Linked DNA regions of Homo sapiens: region 1 is linked to region 2. Evidence: chromatin loops called from intact Hi-C (ENCODE). Cell type or tissue: K562. All regions are shown on one strand.

The links. Peaks named below come from ENCODE experiments on the same cell type or tissue, not always from the same donor. Only the 100,000 strongest peaks of a DNase experiment are listed, where the experiment ranks them.
Region 1: a loop joins it to region 2, with 3 times the contacts of the local background. A loop is called at or near these places in 5 of 110 quality-filtered maps.

The regions. Positions count from the first base shown.
Region 1 is chr1:205,671,595-205,674,094 of GRCh38, forward strand. All of the region lies in intron 1 of SLC45A3 (solute carrier family 45 member 3), which reads right to left. Among named protein-coding and RNA genes, the nearest start is that of SLC45A3, 7.7 kb to the right of the region's middle. In K562, a CTCF peak has its summit at 1,093 (motif pointing right); DNase peaks (open chromatin) are centred at 723 and 1,125.
Region 2 is chr1:206,105,257-206,107,756 of GRCh38, forward strand. It overlaps AVPR1B (arginine vasopressin receptor 1B), which reads right to left. Exons shown (of 2, transcript NM_000707.5): 2 at 1,680-2,500. Among named protein-coding and RNA genes, the nearest start is that of AVPR1B, 11 kb to the right of the region's middle. In K562, a CTCF peak has its summit at 1,512 (motif pointing left); DNase peaks (open chromatin) are centred at 95 and 1,485; H3K4me3 peaks cover 159 bases; H3K27me3 peaks cover 368 bases.

The DNA.
Region 1 (2,500 bases), 430 kb before region 2:
ACGCCTGTAATCCCAGCACTTTGGGAGGCCGAGGCAGGCAGATTACCTGAGGTCAAGAAGTTTGACACCAGCCTGGCCAAAATGGTGAAACCCCGTCTCTACTAAAAATACAAAAATTAGCCAGGCCCAGACATAGCGGCACATACCTGTAATCCCAGCTACTCGGGAGGCTGAGGCATGAGAATTGCTTGAAACCGGGAGGTCAAGGTTGCAGTGAACCGAGATCATGCCACACTGCACTCCACCCTGGGCAACAGGGTGACTCTGTCTCAAACAAACAAAAAACCACAAACACGCACACAAAACAGAAAAGAAAACGCACAATAGCAGCCAACATTGAGGTTATAATACATACTAGGCACTCTGCCGTGCGTCTTGATCTTCCAACCATCCGATGAGGTGGGTACAATTAGTATACCCATTTTACAGGCACAGAAACTTAGATTAATACCACCAACTTCATAGATGTGGAGTGTGTTTGAGATACAGGATATGAAAGTTCCTGGCGGCCACTTCTTTGGTCGCCTCCTCAGTGGAGGAAGGGCTTTCTCATTCCCAAACAGGAGCGGCTGTGGTTAGGGGAGACCAAGTACACTTTCTTCTCGGTTTCCATTCCCCCCCCTCACCCACGTGCCTCCCCCACCACACCAGCGCCTCTTTCAGCCCCTAGCAGCAAGAGGAATGCCAAGAATGCAACTGCCTCCCCAGGTGCTGGCCCCAACAGGTGAGGAGAGGTCACTGCAGCAGACCTGCCTGCTGGAGGAAGGCTGAGAAGGGAGGTAGAAGGTGGGACAAAGATCCCATAGTTATGAGACAGCACGATTTCCATCCACAGGGAAAATGAACACAGTGGCCGACCCCTACTAACTGCCTCAGAGGCGTCTAGCGTGTGCCAGGTACTTGATATATTGTACCTTCTCTCTAATAACTCATACAATTCATACGCTCCAAATCCAAGGTAGGTGTTTAATATTCATATTCGAGATGAACAGCTCAGTCTCAGAACGTAACATGCCCAAGGTTGCACAAATAAACAGTGGTTGAGCAGAAAATTCGAACCATTTGAAAATGCTGGAAGGTGCTCTGAACTGGGAGCCAGGAGAGGGCAGTCCTGTTTCAGCCACTTTTTTTAAGAGCTGTGTAGCCTAGACAGGCCATCTCACCTCTCTGGGACTCAGTTTCTACACCTGTAAAATGAGAGCTAATCTGGATAATGCCGAAGGTTCTTTACATCTGTGCAACCAGGTGATCTCACATGCACCCCCTACCCCCGGCAGTTGCTTCTTCACGGGCAGGTACCCCCTAAGGGCTCACTGATGAGGCTACATGACATTCAGGAAGGGATTCATGTTCACCCTTGTGAAATAGGAATATAAAATCCCTACTTTGTATTTGGACTTTCATGGCCTCCTACCAATGAGTCAAGGGGAATGAGGTGGAGAAGGACACCCCAGCCGCACTTACCCCATCCTTCACCTGCCCACACACTCTCAGGTACCAACACAGTGCCAAGGGTCAGCGGTCACCTGAAACTAAGCCGAATAACCAGGACATCTGGGGGTAGAACTGCCCTCTTCCCTAGTCCTTCCCAGAGTTGGACTCTGTTCCTGGCAGAAATTAGTAACTGAATTCTCTTCTTGGGCCACAATAAATGCTTCCCTACAAGGTGGGGCAGCAGTACCAAGAAATTCCTTGGCCCAAGGTAGGGGAATATGAACATGGAGGGGGAAGAGGGAGCTTGGCACAGTGTCCAGGCCACTCGGAAATTCCTTCCCCCCATCCTGCCTTTTCGTACAGCCACTGAAAAGAGAAGCCTAAATGGCTTTCCTCCTACTGAACTTGAACTCTGCCAGTCAGCCAGGCTAGACAGCTCTCCCTGTCCATGTACAGCCAATCCTAGTCTTCCCTTTAGCCTGGCCTCCCTTAGGAGGTGAGGTATACAGGAAAGAGGCCAGGAGACTAAAGATCTATGCAAACCTACAGATGGGCAGTGCCCTGCACCAAGAGTCAGACCATGGTGCTGGTTCCAACTCTGCCATGTCCCACACCTCTAGGGTTTCAAACTCATTGGCCTGTAAGGCTTTATTAGATCTGAGTCCTAGAGTCTGTGATCAGTCCCATTTATAAAGAGAGGGCTCCAAGTCAGACTCAGTACTCTGCAAGTGTGTTCTCAAAAACAGTCACTCTCAGTGGTGAGCAAGGAAAGGGTAGGCTCTCAAAGAAACTCATTTTCTGATTTAAAGATCCCAAGCTTGCTGACCCTTGGAAGTATACCTCAGTGCATGCAACCTAACCTCCCCTAAGGGAATGTCAGACAGCACTGAAACCCACCTACCCACACCCAACACCACAGAGCCTCAATTGTGTATAAGCCTGCTGTGAAGATGCTGGGGACACAGAAAACAACTGATCGCAGCTCCCTTTGGCAAAAGGGATAAAATGCAATCGGTGTGCAATGAGATGGCACAGTGGCACAAGTGTGAAGATACAAATCCACGTG
Region 2 (2,500 bases):
CTCAATAAATGCCTGAGGGGCGGCCCAGAGTGGCACTGTCTGGAGAACTGTCTGTGTCTGGGCTCAGAGGCTGCTGTGATACTCTGGCGCAGGGAGTTGACGTCAGGGAGACCAGAGACCAGAGGCTAGAATGATTGTAGACCATCTGATTAAGCTCTGTAATAAACTCTGCTTCAGAAATATGACATTCAGTAGTGAATATATCATGGAGGTTAACATTAGAACCCACCCTGATTGCTTATTAAGTGAAGGCATTCTTGGAGAGTGCTGTTAGATTTAACAGTTAGATTTAACAGTAGATTTAAACGTGTGACCCTACCAAGTGACTTACAGAGGTTAGAACTTCAATAGTGCACATGACTGCTCAGATGCCCTCATAAGTACAGAGGAAGGCTGATGTCACCTCCTGAGGAGTTTGAGCCAATAAGCTAATAATTGGGGCCAGCTAACAAATTGAACTAATCCTCAAAGTCATTGCAAGCCACGTAGAAACAAAATGGCCTTTTGTTTGTCATATTTCCATGAGCTTCAAGGGTGAGCTGTCTAAATCGGTACAAATAGTCACCTGTATGAGTAACCACCCTTTGAGGAGCATAGCTTCCAGTTCAGTGAAGTCACATTCTCCCACGTTATATGTCATTGGTACCTCCCAGAAACAATCATACTGTTTCACACTGGGTTTCTCCATGGACATGGACTGGACAAAGATTTTTCCAAAATTATCTGATAATAAGACACAGAAAAACTGATTTGCTATTGGCAACCAGTAGATGGTGGATTACATGCCAACAATGACCTAGGAATATAGACCACAGTAGACCATAATAAATGTGACCTGTTTTCAATGAATTCTTATTCTAAAGGAGCAAGCATCCAAATGCTCACCATGGGAACTGCAGCAAAATTCCACGAGCATCCTATTAGCCACCAAGACGTGCTAGGGTGAGGAGGTATTTTACGCTCAACATCAGTGGGTTTCTTTGCTTCTGGAATTGGGACAGATTGCTGGGCTCCGAGGCACTCTCAGAGAAGCCTCCTAACCCATGCCCCCAGATTCTAAACCAGAACCCGTAAAGTAACTATAGCTCATGTGGCTTTTTGAGGTCCTACTAGGGCCCTCAAACACTGACTCATGTGTCTTGCTGCCTTTTGGGCAGGAATTCCTATACTCATTTCCTCACCTTGCAGTAGAAACCTCTTGTTCTTTGCCTTGCCAAATCTCCGTGGGTTTAGAGAGAACCCAGTGTGTGTCCATGTATCTCAGGAGAACCGGGTCAAGTGAGGGACCAAGACTCTTTGGAACTTGAGGACTCACAAGCTAAGAGGCTGGGTGACTTTCCTAGCCTTCCCTGTTAGTCATTACTGCTTCATATCCTCCAGGAGAGTTAAAGAATGTGCACTGGATCTCAGCAATATTTGGCTAGAGAAAGGGCCTTACCCTGATTCTTAGGCAGGAGCTGCCAAGTCAAGCCCAGCGGAGGCCAGGCCCACTTTTGGCTCCACACTGCCACCTTGTGGTCCTATGGCAAACTCGAAGACACTGCTTTTCCCACTTAAACTGGATGCAGGGTGGCCCCTTTCCCCAGCAACCTCACCCCTTCACTCAAGACAAACACACTTTAATTTTATCTTGCACATCCAATTATCATTGTCCCTAGAAAACTAAAGATGCGCAGGAATTTCCTGGATATTAAATCTTTTTATTGGTGAATTTCAACCTGGGTTTCTGACCCAGGAATGAACTGCTACAGCCTGGGCTGAATCTATAGCCCTGTAGTAGATAAGTGATCTATTTACATACAAAACACAGACACATTATCTGGGAAAGTACTGGCCTGTGCCAAACAACATAACGATTCTGAGAAATCCCCGTAGTCAACCGATGAACCCCTCCTGTCCTCCTCTCTGTCCCGTCTGCCCCTCATGTCCTGCTTGTACATAGGTTTTAAGGGACTAAAGTACTGTCATTCACAGTCACAGGATGGCATAAACAATTTACACAAGTGCCCAGCCAGAGACGGCATTGTTCAGTTTCTCCTGGGGTTAGCCGTCAGAAATGGGATTCACCCCAGAGAGCACAGAGCCTCCTTCTTGCTTCCACAGGGCCCCTCCTCCTTGAACCCTATCCAAGGCCCTTCCACTGGCCCAGACTGTCCAGGCGAGCCTCCTACAGGTCCTGCAGAACTTTCACTCATAGATCCGATGAGATCCACCATTTCCTTCAGGAGCTTCCTGGAATGGGTTCCCGAGGCCCTCAGCCAGTGTGCAGTCGCTCCCCACTGTCCATATCACAGGACAGAACCAGCTTTCTGGAAAAGATCAAGTGTAGCCTTTCCATGGGAGGAACAATGAGGGCTCCAAAGCCACCACCCCAAGTAAATTATTCTTGTGCAATGCAAAACAGAAAATATCATAGTAGTAAGAGGGGATCTATAGAAGGCAAAGGGTAGACAAGAAAGTGCTTTAGTCAGCCTTGATCCCAGGTCTGTCTCCTCTTTTC